Linked DNA regions of Mus musculus: region 2 is linked to region 1. Evidence: chromatin loops called from intact Hi-C (ENCODE). Cell type or tissue: heart. All regions are shown on one strand. Links, peaks and the distances in the headings refer to the core of each region. The heading gives the core; the rest is flanking DNA. Region 1 holds the start of 4930455C13Rik (RIKEN cDNA 4930455C13 gene). Region 2 overlaps Ahi1 (Abelson helper integration site 1).

Region 1 (9,939 bases), core at 630-8,629:
GGGAGATGCATCCCATTTTCAAAATGTTCACTACATAAAACTGCCACAAGCTAAGTCCGATGATGCCCTCCTTGGTAACGCGGCCCCATTGCACCCTGGGTGACCAGAATGCATTATGATGCAATGCCTCTTTGCTTTATTTAAGCCTACACTGCTCCAAGAGGCTGGGCGCCTCCTGCCGCGGTCCTGCTAACCCGGCGGGCAGAACAAGGGCATACCAATGACCACTAAGTTGAGGAGCTGCTTCCCGCCCTGCCGCTTTTCCAATTCCGCTTTCACGTCTATCTGCTGCCTCAGCTTGCCAGACTTTCTCACTGGTGTCGGAGTGGAGCCCAGCTCTTCTGATGTTTGAAGGGAAGGAGGTGGGAGGGCAGATTTTGGAGTGCCGGTCTCAGGAATGTTAGGAGAAGCTACGCTCACATCATCACCAGGAGGCCCTTTGTGAGGAGCGCGCACACTGAGTCCATTTTCCTCAGAAGTTAAGCTGCAGAAAGATGAGAAAAACTGTGAGAAAGTCATTTCAGACACTGCCCAACTGAGTCAGGGGGCAGGGGTATCTCTTGGCAACCCCTGATATTCTGGGTCTCAGGTCTGTCAAGCTGGAAAAGAGAAGTGACCAGAGCCAATCCACACAAACGAACACTGGGAACCCTAGGTGTCTACTAAACATGAAGACTCCGCCCTGGCAGACAGCAGGCAGCAACGCTGCTGCATCCTAAGAGGTAAACACAGCTTTAAACTTTCAAATGTCTCTAAGATCTAAAAATGCCCATTCTGGGCCCAGGCCTACACCCACTGCTAGAACGGCAAGAATAAATTGGTAACAATGTTTCAGACACTTTGTCATATAATTTTATGATCTTAATTAACTTGATTTCTTATTTCTAAACGACCTTTCCAAAAGTGGAACCATCTGTTTATAAATCTAAAGGAGTAATCTCCTTGACTTGGACACTAAGACTTACCAGACTGTGTACTGACTATCTGTCCTGCACTTGATGTCTCAATCAGTTCTACTTACATGTCTAGAGGTAGAGTTACAATTCTCAGTATTAGTAAAGCAGACTGTGCTCTAAGCAATGAGTTACCTCTTACACATGTACATGGAGAGAAATGAATTGCCAGCGTGTATTTTACATTCTCTCATCCAAGTTCTAGCTTAGTTTAGCTTCCACAGTCAGTCAGAATCAGGAATGTGTATTTGTGATGTTATGGCCAGGACTGGGTGTATATGCAATGGTATAGCCAAAAATGAATTTTTGGATCAAATGGGCTTTCAAGAAAACTCAACACATTATAAATGTGATTTCTTGAACTCTTGGTAGCTTTTGTTTTCACATGTGTGTGTAGGTCGAAGAACAGCTAAAGGGTGTTGGTGGTTCTCTTCTTCCACCAGGTGGTTACTGGGAATCACAGGCAGCAAGGCTTCTAGCAAACACGGCTACCGTCTCCCTGGGCCATCCGCATGGTCATTGTTTAGGGTCTATCATTCTGAGAAAGCATGGCTGTTATATGCTTTTCTGTTATATATGTCTGGACTCTTTCTGAGACAGAATGTAGTGAGTCACTGGCTGACCTGACACTCAGGACATAGTCAGCCTAGAACGCATGGTGACCTGCCTGCCTCAGCCTCTAGAGCACTGGTGTGGCGGGGGTGTGCCTGCTAGGTCTGCCCTTCATACTTGACTTAATCCGAAAAGTAATTTGCTCATTTAAAAGTCAGAAAAAGGGCAGGGTGTGGTGGTTCATGCCTTTAATCCCAGCACTTGGGAGGCAGAGGCAGAGGCAGAGGCAGGCGGATTTCTAAGTTCAAGACCAGCCTGGTCTACAAAGTGAGTTCCAGAACAGCCAGGGCTACACAGAGAAACCCTGTCTCAGAAAACAAACAAACAAACAAACAAACAAAAACCAAAAACAAAACAAAAAGTCAGAAAAAAGTTGAACTCAGGTTAAACAACCTATACATTTTAGTTTTTCATGTTCCATTATTCAAGAAATATTTGTCCAGTGTTATTCGTGTGTCCATGTCTGTCTGCTTATGTTTTTAAGGCAGTTTCATTATGTAGCCAAAGCTGGTCTAAAACTTAGGCTCCCCTGCCACAACCTCTAGAGTATTAGGATCGCAACTGTGTAGAATGCCCAACTTCAGTATTATATATTGTGTGCTGTCAGACTACCAGAAACCTCTAATAAATTATCTGTATGTTAAATGATATTTCAAATCATTTGATCTGAGAGGATCCTGTTAATCGGAAACACTGTGACTAAAAGCCTGAAATTAAAAAAAAAAAAAAAGAACTAGAATACATTGTAATATATCTGACACACTATATATTATGATTAACTTGTATACATATAGCAAATGTTCAAACACTCCCAAAGGCTGGGGCTCCTGTGTCTAGACATAGTGCTGAGACATGAAATCTGAAAATTCGAGTCTACTAGAATAGTCTAAGAAAGACAGCTAGGACATGGTAGCCCATGCTCGGACATGGTGGCACATGCTGTCTCAAGCACCAAAAAGAAACAAGTCATTGATGGTAAGCTATGGACTGTGCGAAGGTGAACAGAGAGCTTAGCACAGTTGCAGAACTATTTACTCTGTGCTTTCCTTATAGATACCGCTCACCGCACAACACTGAAATCAATGGCAGGGCCTTTCCTCGTTTCTATGGTGTTTCTGACTTATCCAGATTATGACTCCTACAATGTATCCAATCCATCCCAATCTTTTCTTGGACATTTCATTTCTATATGAATTTTCCCACTGGGCCCTGTCAAAATGTTGACTCAAGAGACTTAAAAAAACAAAAAAAAAAGAAAAGCTTTACTACTTCGCAAATGTATGTTAAAATACTCTATATTTCCAAGGCTTTTGATTGGTAAGTATTTAACTGATGTCCTGTGATGAGCACTGTCTTCATGATGCATCTAGCACTGTGTGATCTCCTGGCCAGTGTTTGGGTTTTATGAAAGCTGTCCTTGGAAATGATCTTCTGTGGTTACTGTGTGTCCAGGTGCTGTTAGAAGCTCTGTGTAGATTTCCAATACAATGTATTACTTAAAGCTTATCTGCAAGCTGCTAAGACTTCGGAGACTCTCCAGATTGTGGCTGTGGCACCCTTAAAATAAGGGTTGTGTGTTTCAGTTATTTGCTCAATAAATGTCTCCCTAGCTGGACATACTGCTGCACACCTTTAATCCTGGCACTCAGGGAAGAGGCAGGTGGATCTTTGTGAATTCATGGCCAGTTTTGTATATGTAGTGAGTTCCACACCCTGTCTCAAACAAAACAAGAGACTTCCATAAAAGAATTAAATACAACTGAACACATTAAGGCTAAAAAGGGTATTTGTATTAATTCGACTCTATTTACAAGAGAAAAGGAAAACTTTTAAAATTGAACCAGAACTTAAAATTATCTGACTAGGTTAAAGTCGCAAAACAAAGATTATTTCACCCATTACCTAATTTGTACTAGAGGAATTCTGTCTCCTAGACCTGACTTATCACCACACTCAATTTGAAATCAAGTGAATAAAGTCTTACTTTTAAGTCCAAACACTGAACATTAAACAAGGGGACATATATTCCCATCTCCACAGATTTTTATAAAAGGAGCCAACAGTAAGGTAAATTCCTGAGACTGAATTTCACACGGCTAAAAATAAGTCATCCCTGCTAGTGTTTGCTGACGTCTGTTCCTTTTATGCTCTGGCAAATGAAGGATACATACCTTACAAAAAACCCTCTTTATTTGTTTTCTTTTTTATAAGACAGACCTCTGTCTGAGACCTCTAAGTAGCTGAGGATGGCCCTGAAGTCCTGGTCCTCCAGCTTCCACCTCCCAAGTGCTATCACAGCAGGTCCATGCCACAGGCCCAGCGAAAGTGGTATTTAGAGAATAGAAATGCTGACCAACTTTAAAGAGGCTAAATATTACATTGAGATGCATGTAACTCACTTCCCTTCTCCATTAAAGACTACTAGAAAAATTCTAAAGATTGATTTAAAAATACCAAGTATTATCAGTGTTGACAGTCGTTTTTTTCTAGATATCCCAAACTCTAGGAGTTTTTAATTGCATGTGTGATTGATACAGGGAACCATTTTATTCAGCATAAAAATTAAAAGAGGGGCAGGAGACATAGCTTACAGTGTACAAAGCGCTTGCTGTACAAACGTGAGGCTCTGTGTTCAGACCACCAGCACCCATAGGAAGGCTGGGCACGGTGGCTGCTGGGATTGCAAGCACACAGACCCCAAGGCTCCCTCCCTAGCAGCCGCCTTCTGTCTCCACAGTGAGACAATGACTGAGAGCATGCACAGCTCTTCAGAGGACCTAAGTTCATTTCCCAGCATCAACCTGGGGCAGATTCCTCCAGCTTCCTCTTCTGAACCCACAAGTACCTGTATTCACGTGCACATAACACACACAGGCACATTTACACAAAGTTAAAAAAAATCTTTAAAAATAGGTGAAGAGCAAGAAAGGAAAGCATCCATTAATCTCTGGCCATATGTTTAGATTGGTGAGTGCATATACACAAACTTTATGCATACACACACACAAATACACATACTTCATCCACACACACACAAATTTGTAAGCACACGCATTCTTACACTTATTACATCTACACACACAAATATGCAAACATACAAACACATAGTTGCAAAAAACTTCAAGACAGTATTTTTATTCTCTTTTTAATTTTTTTCCTTTAATGTATTTGCACATTTATGAGCTCCAAGTGTGTGTAATGCCTGCAAAGACCAGAAGGTGGCGCCAGATCTCCTAGAACTAGAGTTCCATAAGGTTGTGAGCCTCCATGTAGGTGCTGGGATTTGAACCTTAGTACTCTGCAAAAGCAGCCAGTGAGTGTGACTAACCACTGAGTCATCTCTCCATCCACAAAGCAGTATTGTAGCTATTGAGTCATTCAAAGACAAGGCTAAAATCAAAACCAACTTCTCAGCCCTGTCTGTCCTTTACTCTACACAAAGTCCATGAGATAGCTGAATTCCAGTGCTTTATTATGTAGAATTGAACAGGCTGCTCTAATCAACCCATAGGAGGCCATGGAGATTTTAAAAAGGGGTAGGGGCTTGCAAGTCTTACCCAGGCACTTCAAATCCCATGGTCTGCTTCTTCCCGGATACAGTCATTTTAGCAACTTTTGGCACAATTTCAGATTCACTCTGGGATGACCGAGATATAACTGATTTTCCTAATTAAGGAATAAAATATAAAAGGACAATTAATTTCCAGAAACATATGGCATATTATAAATTAGAGACTGTGATTGATTGACACAGACTTCACGCAGTGAGATAGAGTGAGGCCCATGCTGGGAAACCCCCGCCCTCTGGACACCCATGTTCAACCCACCAGATCGCTTTCAAATTTTGAGCTGACTGTTAAGTTTCAGTATTAAGAAACAAGGTGGTTTCTGCTCTGAGCCTTATTCCGACATTCTACCTAGATCCTCTACCTACCTCTGTGACCACACCCTTTCACAATACTAAAACTGTCTGGTCAGTTAGCAGATGGCTAAACTATTTTTGATTCATCAACTGATGAACAAGATGAAAATCTGCTGAAATTCTCTGGAACATTTCCTGTGTTTTACCTGCATAGAGCATTAGATACTGTGAGGTCTATGATACCCATAAATACAGGAGATGAGGACAATATAGAAAAATTAAAAGCATGAAGATAAGCTATGAGCTAGAGTATGAGTGTGCACATTTGACTCTTCATACATAACTCTCTAGTTTTAAAAATTAATTTTCAAGGAGTACCAACAGGAATGGATTCACAAAAACCTGGAAGCTACATGTTACACTACTAGTAAACACACCTATAGAGAGGACCATGTCAATCAGGAAAGATAAACTAATGCACAGACTCATGAAAACGCTTACTCTGTGCTCACTGTAGGCCAGGATTGCTGGAGATGCAAAGGTGAACAAGATGATGTGCTCAGAGAGTTCAGTCAGGGAACAGAAAACACATTTTAAAATATAAAGTTAAACTGTTGTCACCACTAGGAGGAGTTCATATATGTATAAGATGCGATGGCGGCACACATGAATTAGAGAGAGCCTCCCTAGACACGTGGGAGTTAGAGCTCCATGACAATCAATCAATCAATCAATCAATCAATCAATCAATCCACCAGTCAATCAAGAATAGGAGCATAACCAAAGCACAGTCCAGAAGGCAGTCTGGTCACTGAGCCGGCTGTAGGAGAAAGCTGTTCCGAGTGCCGAAGAGGTCAAACACACAGGACCACTGGGCCGGACAGCAGCCCCTCCTCCTGTCCTAGAGCCATGGCCAGCACGGGAAATGAGAGAAGATACAGTGACCACATGTGAAGACAACCATCTGAAGGTCAGGAAAACCATGACATCATACATCCAGAATCCTGACCACGCACCCAACAGCTTCACCCAAGTCAGGCAAGGCATGAACTGTAGCCTGCCTGCCTGCCTGCCTCTGTGGTTCATGAGCACATGACTGTAGGAGTGTTGGGGTAACCCATCCCCCTAGGCACACACAGTGACTCAAATGACTACATAGGTGTGCCTTTGTCTTTTCAATTGTTAGGTGCTGTGCTGGCAGGATATTTGGTATTGTCATTTCTTAGGCCCATTACCTGCTTTCTATATGAAAATGCGTGTCCTTCCTCACCTGCCCAATAGAAGATTCTCTGAGATTAGTATGTTAAAATGCAAGTAGCCAATTCGGGCCAAAAGGCAAGACATGGAGCTGGACCAGGCACTGCCCTGCTGCTGACTGGCTCAGACTGGATGAATAAGGATGAGGCTCTGTAGAATAAAGAGCTGGTGGATGAGGCTGGGTTAGGACCGGCAGTACCAGCAGTGCCATCAACTGGGGCAGGGAGGCCAGAAGCAAGAGCATGAGAAAGGCAGGGAGTGCCGTGTGGAGAGACACGGGTGGAGACTTAAGCAGCTCTCTCTAGTCAGGTGGGCTAGTAGAGAGACTGCCCAGCAAACAGGCCAACAGCCTTATACCATACAGACGGCTCCACATCTTTATTATTAGAACCCAAGTGGGGGCTCTAAAGCCCTGCGACAGAAGAGCATTAGAAATCTGGAGAGAGACAAGGGAACAAACCAGGGTGGTCCCATTACAAAGTCCTGAAAGTACTTTCCATTTAAGTGCACAGAAGCTGGGGGAGCCAGGGAGAGGTGACACCAAGAAAGGGAACAGAGGGCCTACAGCACCCCAGGACTCAAGGCTGCTGCTGATCAGGTGATAAGAGGCTGAAAACTCAGAACAACGTGGCTTTAGATAAAGGTCACTAGTCGATTACAAGAACATTTTAAAACAAAGGAAGTAAAAGCCAGAATAAGCCAAACAGCAGAAGGCATGTAAGAAAGCAGAGACATACACCCTATCTTTTCATCTGTGACTGTAAGTCACCATTCCTGACATCTTTCAAGTCTTAGTAATTCAACTGGAAGCAAAATCTGGCATGAACTAACATGAGGCTATGGGCAGCCTTTATTTCAGACACTCCAGGGTGGGAGGAGCAATGAGCTTGAGTAGAATCTGTTACTCAACCAGCAGGCTGGCAGACCCACGCTATGTGCATGCACTGCTTCTGTGAACCCGCGTGTTTCTGATATTCTGATGAGGACTACAGGTACACAGTGACTAACACTGCACAGCAGGAAGGGGAAGTGTCCAGGACCCCACTGGAAAGGAAACTGGAAAGGCTTGCTGTGCATGCTGCCAACACTCACACAGTTAAGAACACAGGAAGAGCAGGGTCCAAAGCACAGCCGACACCAAGGTGGGGCTGAAAGGGAAGGCAGAAGGCAGACATGGATGTCTGGGAACTAAATGATGAGACTTTCTCATGGATAACTTCCTTGTTTGTTTTGTTTTGTTTTAATATAATAGCTACTTTCCTGGTAAGACTGGAAAAAATGAGATTTAGGAAGAATTTTTAATAACAGAAGAATAGTGTTACACATAAACAGAAATGTAGCTGGGCATGGTGGCACACAATTTTAATCACAGCAGAGGCAGGAGGAGCTCTGAATTTGATGCTAGTGTGGTCTACGCAGTGAGCTCCAGAACAGCCAAGCTATGCAGAGACCCTGTTCAAAAAACAAAAGAAACACACACCAGGTGCTCAGAACCACGATGAGGGAACGTGCAGCATCTGCCTTTCTGCGACTGCCTTACCTCACTCAGTAGAATCTTTCTAGATCCATCCATTTACCTGCAAATGCCATGACTTTTTTAACAGCCATATAGTATTCCATTGTGAGTAAGTTAGACATTTTCACTGTCTGCCTGTTGAAGGACATGCAGCTGTCTCTATTTCCTGGCTCCTGTGGAGAGGGCAGCTCTGAGCCCTGCTGAGCAAGGGTCTGAGGAGTGCATGCTGAGCCCTTTGGGTGTGTGCCAAGAGTGGTGCAGCTGGATCACCTGGCTGAAGGTTCTCCAGATTGATTCATAGAGCGCCTGCACCAATCTGCATCCCCAATAATGAAGAGCAAGGGTCCTCTTTCTCCACAACCTCCCAGCAGGTGCTGTCCAGCCGCCTGTTCATCTTAGCTATTCTGACTGGGAGGAGGCGGAGCCTCACAACTGTTTTAATCTGCATTTACATGCTTTAGGTAATTACTAGTCATTTTTATTTTCTCTATCAAGATCTCTGTTTAGATTCTGAGCCCATTTTTAAATTGGATCATTTGTTTCCTTTAAATCTTTTTTTAATTCTTTGTACATTCTATTAATCCTCTTTCAGAGTCCGGTGAAGACTTTTTCCTCATTCGATTGTTTCGTTAGCTGTACAGAAGACTTTTAGCTCCATATCCTCAAATGCCAGTATATAGCATGGAGTATATAAGAATCCTAAAAACCAATCAAGTCTAAAGGACCACAGAGGTGGGGGCAGGGGCAGCAGGCACAGGTGACAAGAGGTAGGAAACAGTAGCAGGGAGAAGATGCGAGGTCAGTAAGAGAGAAGAGGAATAGTCAAACACAAAGCCATAAGGAGTAACTTTTATGTCTACCTAACATTATACTTGTACATGTAAGTGCATGCACACACACAGTTAACCCACTTAAACTATGCTTCCCTTAAAAACCATAGACTAACAAAAGCACTAGTACCAAGCATAAACTAGCTCCTTTGAAAGGGTTGGTCAGGGTAATCCAAATGACTCCCAGATAATATAGATTATAGATGTAGCTCTTGGTTGTTTCTCAGGGATTTGGGGTGGCTCTCTTGCTGAAGACAACACACACTATGGACACAGGCTCAGTTGACAGGAGCTGGATCTGACCCGAAAGCCTCTATCCTGTGACCTGGCTTCCATGGTTCCAGGAGATCATATGCAAGCTGCCAAAGGGCAGAGAGAGCAACTACACAGTCCTACCCAGCTTCAATCCCTGTGGACAACTACCAGCATTAAAGCCCATTCAACAAGAGAGAAATCATGTCTGGACCTAGTCAGCTCCCCAGGGCTCATGAGGTCATGAACCCTAACCCTAAAGAAGTAACTGTTAGCACCATTTTCCTACACTAGCTCAATTCCTTCCTTACTACACTCTGAATGTTATCACAGGGTAATGTGGCTACCATCCCTCAACACAGAAGCATCTTTTTACAGAATATGGAGACATGACCGGAAACCACTACTGGACACAAAGCAGAGATCAATAGATCATGGGGAGTCCGGCAGCAGCAGATACATGGACATCACAGCTCCTGCATCTTACGGTGCATAGTGCATCCTACGGCACAGGGAACACTGTGGAGGAGGACAGGAAAGACTAAGATCCAAGTACCAGGAAATCTACTGTGAAACAGCCTCTCCTAAGAAGGCCGCACGAACAGCACATTAACAATGGCAGTATCAACTGGTATGTTAATGTGAAAGGATGGAAAT
Region 2 (9,939 bases), core at 1,183-9,182, 340 kb after region 1:
AGGCAATATGTTCCTGACCTTTCAATTATAGGAATTTACATAAGGGAAATGAAATCATCTTCAGAAATAAAAACTTCCAGCAGCATTCTGTAGTGGCATAAACTAGATATCCATCAATAGACAACTGATACACAAACTGGAAACCTCTCCAATGGAGCAACAGTAGGCAGGTAAAAAGATGAACTGTTGGTAGGTGCTAAAACATAAATGACACCAAAATAACTAAAAATTATCAAAATTAGTCATGAAAAATAAAGCCATAAAAGAATTCATGGTGCATGCAGCATATTTGAGTGTAGACAATTGTAGAACATGGACACTAATTTATAGTGCTTTCAAGGGTGAAAAGAGGAGGGTGCAATTAAAATGGGGCCACGGTGGGAGTGTTCACTGCTGGGGCTGAGGTGGTGCTCTTGCAAGTAGGTAAGTTATCAAAGCATATATTTAAAATTCATAGTTTATTATATGTAAATGACCCCAAGAAAGCTGTGTACACAAACACACAAAGCAGATGACAAGGGTGACAGAAGAGGCAAACAGGACCCACAAAATTCACTTAGAAGATCAAAGCAGCAGGAAACCCAGAGATACTCTAGAAAAGTCACCAAGGAACCAACCATGTAGCTGATAGCAAACAAGGAAGAAAACAGTAGTAAAAATGCAAATAAAAACTCGATGCTGTTTTTACTGTCTGACTGACAGGTGTACTCCAAGACAGGTTTTCCTAATGAACAAAATGAGTAAGATAGGTATGTACTTAATCATATACAACAGTTGTCCTATACTATTTAAATAAATTATCTGTGTGTGTGTGTGTGTGTGTGTGTGTGTGTGTGTGTGTGTGTGTGTGTGTGTGAGAGAGAGAGAGAGAGAGAGAGAGAGAGAGAGAGAGAGGCAGCCTTGCTGTCCTGGAAACTTCCTATATAGGACAGAGAGGCCTCAAAGTCACAGAGATCTGCCCTCCTCTTGGATGCTGGGCTTAAAGGCACAAGACACCACACCAAGGTCTAAAATATTTAATGGGCATAAAACATTGGACTTTTAAAAGTAATCATTTATGTGATAATACCACCTGTAAAAATTATAGGCCTTTGATATTCATACACAACTTCATCTATGTCAACAGAAGAGCCAGCCAATACCCAGCATTCTCTGCAGACTATGTTGGCCATGTCCAGAGGACAGACAGAGCCCTGAGAGAAGGCCAAGGACTACCCCAACTGTCACTGACAGGCATTTCTCTGTAGCAATTATCTATTTCAGCGCAAAAGTCATCACTCCCTATAGGTTTGTGTGTGTGTGTGTGTGTGTGTGTGTGAATTTGACTCTAATGTTCTTGTATTTAATTTAGTCATATTTCTAGAGTGATAAGAATATTTACTTCTCCTTTAATTATTCAAAGATAGCTTTAGAAAATAAGCAAGTGTAAAGCTGTAGAAAACCACCTAAAGAAAAGTGTCCCATGGGCTGGAATCGGGACGGTCTACCTCTACGGGGTGGGTGGGTTTCAGGCCGAGAAGTCAACAGAAAAACATGTTCCATGATTTCTGTAGTCTTCACATTGAAATTGTGCTACCAGCCTTTAGCTGCTTTCTTGCTGCAGGTAAAGCTGCATCTACAAACAGTCTGGCATGCTAATTTCCCAGATTTTCTGAGCTTTGTATTTGCAAACTACAGTTTCCTCTAACCGAGTGAATGAGCAGTCAAGGACAGTCAAGAACACATGTACTGGTGTCAGTAACAAGCTAACAGGCCTTAACTATCTTTTCTCTTACAGTTTTGATTCAACTGGATTTTTAAAATATTACAATACATTAAATATGTATTATGTTTTCTCTTTCAAAGAATTCCTAACTGGTAAAAACAGAAAAAGGCAGTGACAAAGTATGTTTCAAAATATTAAGATATATTTTACAATGTATTGTGAATTATAATTGTGAATTAAAATATTCTAAGTGGAGTAAAAAACAGAACTGCAAACTCTGGTGTTTGTTTCTATGGTGCCCTGTTAACATTTTATACAAACTCTTGGACTCCAAGCAGCCAAATCAGCACCCTCCTATGCTGTTAGCACCTCTAGTTCTATGAGGAGTTGCGCATTTACAGTCTGCAGACATAGTCACAAAGTGTACTAGACTACACTCCAAACAGAAACTGCTGGGAAGTTCTTCAGCTCCCCCACCCCCACCAGGAGATCTGCTTAAGACATATGCCTTTCTCACTGTAAAACAGTTGGTGATAGATGATTTTGGATTATCCTTCAAGCTGTATGCTTGTAACTATCTGCAGGTTACCACGTTACTTTTAGGTTCTGGTTAGAGACCATGCTGTAATTAGACAGCCCTATTTCTGCATTGTATCATTTTTCTTCTTTATACCAATGTACTTTGTATGTTTAAAACTTAGGTCTGATCTAACCTGCTATGTTAAAGCTCACAATTTTAATATTCTTATCCATACCCTTTCATCTCTTTCTGAGACATCCTTACATGCATGCATTATAGCAGGCTTGGAAAATACAGAGACTCCTTTTTGGGGTTCCGACTTCTTGGAGCTGAGCCAGTTACTGCAGGGAGCTAAGCTGCATGGCAGAGGAATGCACAGGGGTCACGAACCTGCAGGTGGCAACTGTATTTGTTTGATTGTTTTGAAGCCTATCCTTACAAGCTGTCTGCAAATCCCCTGCAGGAGGTACTATTCCCTTCCTGCTGTCTTCCTAGCCACATGGCACTCTTCAGCTGACAGTGTGTGGCATGCATTGCTACAGGAAAACCACTAGAACTCCCTGCTACAGCCTGGCTCATGGACTCTATTCATATCTAGCCCTCACATCTTGCTTTATGGTTTCAGTTATCATTACATAAAATATGGAGGTATAATAAATAAAGCATGTATAATTTTTATTTCACAGCTTAAAAAGCAGACGCATATAAAATTGGAAACTATGTGTTGAGGGTTGGGCAGATTGACAGTGTTTGTCAAGAGGCTCAGTCCCTCTGCAGATGCTCCTGCCATGCTGTTGTCTGCTTTGGGCTGTATCATTCCTTTAGAAGGCACACCTGTAAGCATACAAAGGCCCTGCTGTTTACACTCAAGGCCATCATGTACATGAAAATTTTCATATTTCCTTAGTCACTTAATGGTCTGGGCTTTGAAAGTCAAGAATCCATTATGTGAGAAACAGTAAATATTTCAGAATACAGGAAAGCAGTTTTGTCAGGCCTTCATCATCATGGTAGCTTTAATTTATAATTTCTTATAATAGGGTAAAAATCAATATTTAAAACTCCATCCTACAATCAGTACTACCTGTTATGGTGTGTTGGACTGTGAAAGGCAGTCTGTGTTCTGGTTGAGCGAAGCTTACTCCGGAGACCCAGTAGTAATTCTACAAGGGACGGAATAGTGAGCCACATTCCCAGACACAGGCACCTGACAACATGAGTCCTCAACTCCATAATCCTGTGACTATTGTCACACAGGCAATGTCCCAAGCTCCAGGTATTCTGGCTACAGTCAGGTAAGCTCCTCCCCCAGTTACCTAGCCACAGCAAGGTAGTACAGCACACTATAAAGGGGGCTGCTTGGCCCTTCCTCTCTCTTGCTTCTCTTGCTTTCTCTCTAGCCCTCTTGTTCCTTCTCTCCCCCTCCCTTCTCCCCTCTCTCCACGTGGCCATGGCCTGCCTCTACTTCTCTACCTGAAGCCATAGACTGCCTCCTTTCATCTAGACTCGCAGTGCTGGAGCGATGGAATAAGGCCTTCCCCTAAGAGCCTCCTCTAATCTCCCTCAAGAAGGCCTTTTAGCGTTTCCAGCTGCCAGGCTGGACCAAAGACCGTCACATGCGTGGGAACTACCCAGTGCCTTCTACCCCTGCCCCTTCTCCCTTTGGCCTCAGGGCAGAATGAGCTGCCCGCAGTGCCCCCACCCATTCTCAGCTCTTCTGTAGTATCCAGCGATGTCCTGCGATGCCCCGGAGCTAGAACCTGTCGACCCTGGCTTCCTTGAGGCCCAGGGACCCCGGACTGCTCCCTCTCCATCCCCGCAGACTGGGGTTCCGTGGCTTCCCACAGCCAAACGCCCACCCGGGCAGCATGGAGAGTGCACGGCAGTTCCCCCGGTTCCCCGCATCTGTCCGCCTAGAGCCCCGGAGCTCTGGTGGGACGTGGGTCATTTCTCCCATCCCCTTTATTTCCCCACGACTGGCGCCCGACAATGGTGTAATTTTCTGAAAGGATGAAAATTATAATATCTGAATTGGACTTTTAATCACATATGGAAGACATTAAATGATACATACGCTGTGGGTATTAAATTTATATCACCTAGGTATTATCCTGTGAAGACATTAGTCAGGCAGCCTGAAGTCAAATGGTAGTTTTACCCACAACTCTGTGACCTTAGGAGAGTTACTTCATTCTGTGGTGCCTTGGTTTCATCATCCATTAATAGTGACAATAATGAGATTTTTTCTCAAGTATTTGGGAAGTATTCTATAAGAAAGTACTTGATCTTAGCTATGACTGCCACTGTTCTCAATAATCCCAAATTCACTAGTGGTGCCATCTTATATTTTCATAAAATTCAAGAAATAACTCTTGGGCTGGTGAGATGACTCAGCAGGTAAGAGTACTGACTGCTCTTCTGAAGGGCCTGAGTTCAAATTCGAGCAACCACATGGTGGCTCACAACCACTTGTAATGAGATCTAACGCCCTCTTCTGGGGTGTCTGAAGACAGCTATAGTGTACTTATGGATAATAATAAATCTTTTAAAAAAGAAAAAAGAAATAACTCTATTCTGTAAGAAGTTTAATTCTTAATGCAAACACACACTGCCAAAGTCTATGCTAAACACAGTGCCTTATAAACACTATAGGCAATTAGCAACTTGAGAGATGGGGTCTCTAGCCTTGGAAGCTCTGTGTACCCAAGGATGACCTAGAAGTCATGACCCTCCTGTCTCTACCTTCCAAATACTGGGATTCCATGCATGTGCCTCCATGCTTGCCTGTAACAGAATTTTATGAACTTAAATGTGTCTATGTCCCTGAACTATGGGAGAGCATGCCACACTGTGAAAAATAAAGCTACCAGCATGACAAAGCAGATCACCGGTCTATTTCTGACTAGATCGTTTCCAGATCACTGAATTCCAGTTCTAAAGTCCTTGTAGAAGTCATTGTAGAAATGGCTTTTAGTTTGACTAAAGGTTGTCGGGTGTGTAATCACCTCTGTAAACAGGAGAAAGGACCAGCAATGAGCAGGTAAACTGAGTCCAACCCTTGGGTTTACAGCTCAAGTGAGCCTGGTGCATAACAGGTGCTGGGAAAGGTCTGCACTGCCACAGAAAGGGACACTGCCACCTAGTGAGAACTCAGGCTCATTACCTGGGGTTAGCAATTTTAAGAGGTTGCCAAACAGACTTGACTCTACTTAACATACACAGTCATGTATGTCAGCATTCAGGCTAGGTGCTGATAATAAACAAATAAACAAGCCTACATCTTTGCTTCCTACAAGGTATAAAAATTCCACAAAAATTACATATTCCAGAGAAACTGATACTATAGAGAAAAGTTTTACCATTTGAAACCTAATATAGCAGGTCGTTTGCTAATAAATTTAGAAGGCAAATAAGAGTATAAATTTTGGCTGAGCGATAGTGGTGTATGCCTTTGATCTTAGACAGAGGCAGGTGGATCTTTGAGTTCCAGGGTAGACTGACCTATGGAGTGAGTTCCAAGATAGCCAGGGCTACAAAGAGAAGCCCTGCCTCAAATAAACAAAACAAAACAAAACACAAACAAACAAAACATAAACCAGTTCTCAGTGATTCAACTCCTAGATCCTGTAAAACTGTAAAAACACTTATGTCATAAAACCATAGTGAAAAATTTTAAACAGATATATTCATAGTGTTAATACATAGTGCTGTTAGGTACTAATAATTCTTAAATGTGCAAAAACATCCTAGAGACATAAGTAGACAAACACTGTTTAATAACAGAATATTTATTGCTAACGCCTGGCTTCATGGAGTTAATTCAGCAGAAACCGTTTCTCTGAGATGTACTTTGTTGTGGGAACCCTCGATGCACATTATTTGTGGTACGCGGTGACTAAACTTTGTATTACTAGATGATTAACCCTTTCAAAATCAGACAAATAAAACTGCCTTCTGAAAGTAAAAATTACACTTCTTACAAAAAAAAAGCAAAACTTCAGTAGAACGAGGGACTCAAAGACCACAAGCTGAACATGCGCTCAGCAGGAGAGACCCTTGCTGACTCTCACAGATTCTGCTGGGACGGAAAGACGGCTGATACATTTAGCTACCACTGTGGTCTCGCTTGGAGCTGATTTAACTTACAAAAAAAAAAAAAAAAAGAACTTGCTTCTTTTTCCTTGAATATTTCAGAAGCTATTTTAAAAGTAACTTAGCTGTTCTGTTTCTTTTGAACTTTTTATCATTAAAACTCAGTAAAACCACATGTGAACTTCATTCTGAGAAAACACAGTTTGAGCAAAATATCCATGTGTTAAAAAAATATAGGGCAAAACTGTAATAGGTTAATTAAACATTAAAAATTTTAGTAAAAAACTAATGATTATTTGAACTACTGATTGTAGCCTATATTCAATGAGTAAAACACTCAGAGACTAAAATAACTCTCATTTGTTTTGTACCTATACCACTAAAAAGAGTTGTGCCAGATTTTAGATGTCTTGAAGTTATCTTACTTCTTCCTAAGCTTCCCCTTTTTAAAAATAGGCGACAAAGAGCCTGGGAAATATGGTGAAACATTTTGAGCTTTAAACATTTTTTTTTGGCAAGGTATATGCATTTATCAAAAATTGTTTTAAATGTGTTACATAAAATAAGTAATTCCATATTCTGTTATTCTCATATCATCATTTCTGAGATGCTCACCCAAATCCATGCTCCTGCATCTAAGACAATGTGGCTCTAACGTGCGTTAGCTGTGTGTATTAAATGCAATACAGTTGGCCAGGTATGGCATCCGGGTTAGTGGATAAATGGAAAAGGCTGAGTAACGGTGTAAAGGGAGAAACATCATCTTCTCAACTCCACAGACAAGTGCTTGTGAGCACGGTAAAGTGTGGATTCCTGTACCCTGACTGGCTACTGGTAGATGAGCTTTATAAACACAAGTGTTAATTCTGGGTCTTCTAGTAGAGCGCCTTTCACTTCACAAGGCTCCCTCACAGCCACCGGCTCATTCCTTGGAGCTCTTGATGAAAGGATGGAGGGTCAGAAGGGCAGGGGGCATTAGCCAAGGTCCCTAAAGTGACCACAACAGGAACCTGAGCTCCATGCCACTGTCCAGCTAAAGCCACTTGCTCTTCTGAGTCAGAAAGCCCTTCTAGCAACAGGAAGCTACTGAAGGACAAGACAGAGCGGAACTTAGCTAATCTTTGCAGTGAAAATTTCAAAAGTCTAAAAGAAAGCAAATTATAAACTGAATGAAGATGGTTGTGAAATCTCCTAAGAGTCTGAGGCAATAACTGTGCTTTCTTTTCCTGGAGAATAGTTCCAATTGTACAGTAATGGCCATGATTCTCCTTGTCTATGGGAAAAGTAGGATGGGGCAAACAGTTGTTTCAGGGTACTCATTACAATGAGACAAGACTGGGCGCTGACTGAAGAACTCAGTAACAGATGCAGTAGCAGCCCTGCCAACAGCTGCTAATGAATGGAAATGGCAGGCATTGCCTGGAAACTCTATCACTAGCAACAGCATCTTATAAACTTGGGTATAAGTTGCAGAAACCATTTCTTCTCTATAAGGATCAGTAAGATAAACCTTCTTTTTCTGCATTCTTTAAGACAATTCACTGGAAAAATGCATAATGCACTCTGTACCATGAACAAAACCTTCAGGTTTATGATAGCTCAATTGTCTAATCACATCTATCAGAGCATTAGATAAGCCAACATGTAGTGATTTAATAAATTTAGCTTTGTTATTCCATTGAAGCATTTGTTCATAGCTATATTACTATAACATATACAAATGTATGCCGACATGTGTATAAATAGCATGCATGTATGCTATGCTAGCTTACAAAAATACTGAATCATGTTATGTCATAATCAACTAAAGCAAAGAAACTAATAAAGATCTTATATTTTTATACAACTATATATGAAGGTTATAAAATATTGATTTTTGAGAAAGATTAACAACTAGAAAAGAAAAATACTAATTTCAGAATAGAAAATAAGTATTTAAGAAACAAGATAAACCCCAATTATTCTCAGAATGCATCTTAATTCCTAAAAAAGTAGATCCAAAGTTTTATCATCCTTACGGTAGGCATACGGAATCTTTACAGTTGAGAACATCAGACTCCATTTTCATCACAGTTAAAAATCTATCTATCTCTTATATTAAATTTTCCTAACTAAAATTTACCAAAGCTATTTGCTTAAAAAAAATAAAATCACAGAATATGAAATTAGGTTAAACCAGCTTGCTGTCTTGTAATCCTAAAACTCAGGAGCCAGAAACAAGAGGGCTGCCTTAAGTTCAAGGCTCCCTAAACTTACAAAATACATTCAAAGCTAGCCTGAGCTACAGAGATCCTGTCTCAAAACAAAACAAAAAAGTCAAAACACATAAATAAAAACCTCCAAACCAAACAAATCTCCTAACATACAAATAAGACCCAAATAACAAAACAACTCACTATGCAACTAAAACATTTTTAAAGTTCATATTTTGTGAACCACTTAAATTAAGTTGATACAGTCCTAATTCTATATGGATTTCATTTATTTATTTTGATTCCAACACAGTACAGTCATGTGTTTTCTTTTTCTTTTTTTTTTTTTAAGATTTATTTATTTATTATATGTAAGTACACTGTAGCTGTCCTCAGACACTCCAGAAGAGGGAGTCAGATCTTGTTACAGATGGTTGTGAGCCACCATGTGGTTGCTGGGATTTGAACTCCTGACCTTCGGAAGAGCAGTCAGGTGCTCTTACCCACTGAGCCATCTCACCAGCCCCACATGTTTTCTTTTTAAGACAGGTTTTTATATAGCCTAAGGTAGGTTTCAAACCAACACACAACAGAGGATAATCTAAACTTCTGACACTCCTGTTTCCACTGTGAGCCTAGGTAGTAGGCGTTTACACTAGGTTTACACTAGGCCCACCCTAGCTATGCACCATCATATCCAATTCCTGTGGCGTTGGTAGTCAAAGGCAAGGCTCCACACATGCTAGCTAGGTCAGTACTTTATCAAGTGATCTCTAAGGCAGCCTCGTTATATGCACTTTTGCTAACATCTAAATTCCATGCTCATAATGCATAGAAAATAATGAAATGTTCAAACATCCTAGAAACAACCTATGCCATCTTGTGGCTCTTTCATATAATATATTCAAAAAGGCTATGTTACTTGAAATAATTATTAATAGATTTTATAGTGCTCCTGATTCCTGGCCCATTATAAATGTAAACATTACTTCATTTACATCAAGTAGTGGACTTACCCTGGAAATCATAAATATAAAGAAGAATCGGCTCGCTCTGTCCAAAGGCACAGAAGGCAACCATATTCTCCAGGGGGTGGTAAGAGATGTCTCGGATTGTGGACTTGAATGGCAGGTCAGAGTACATTGCCACTTGTTCTCCTGAGGAAAAGAAAGGCAGCAACTGTACGACAGCACACGCTTCTCATCCAAGGGTATTCTGTATCCTCGTGAAGATATTTGGAGTAATGATGAGGCTTCCATTATTTACATGAAACAAATACTTCTAGGTATTTGAGTGCCACTGTGGTGGATACTTATCTGCACTCTGTATTCTGCTGGCTTCTTTGTAGGTTTAGCTCACTCTCTTCAATGTTTTGTGGAACAAAGTACATAGGAAGTGTTCTGATGGAAACGGAGAGGTGTGTGTGACTG

What was found. Hi-C counts contacts between places; a loop is a spot of excess contacts. Peaks named below come from ENCODE experiments on the same cell type or tissue, not always from the same donor. Only the 100,000 strongest peaks of a DNase experiment are listed, where the experiment ranks them.
Region 2: it touches region 1 in a loop (2.7-fold over the local background); 8 of 42 quality-filtered maps call a loop at or near these places.

The regions. Positions count from the first base shown.
Region 1 is chr10:21,332,259-21,342,197 of GRCm38, reverse strand. It overlaps Hbs1l (Hbs1-like (S. cerevisiae)), which reads right to left. Exons shown (of 18, transcript NM_019702.2): 5 at 5,123-5,231; 6 at 219-484. 4930455C13Rik (RIKEN cDNA 4930455C13 gene) reads left to right here and starts at 143. Exons shown (of 4, transcript NR_045352.1): 1 at 143-722. In heart, for the core only: a CTCF peak has its summit at 4,778 (motif pointing right); a DNase peak (open chromatin) is centred at 7,737.
Region 2 is chr10:20,988,271-20,998,209 of GRCm38, reverse strand. It overlaps Ahi1 (Abelson helper integration site 1), which reads right to left. Exons shown (of 24, transcript NM_026203.3): 15 at 9,526-9,666. Among named protein-coding and RNA genes, the nearest start is that of Ahi1, 41 kb to the right of the region's middle. In heart, for the core only: a CTCF peak has its summit at 5,363 (motif pointing left); no DNase peak of the experiment used is centred there.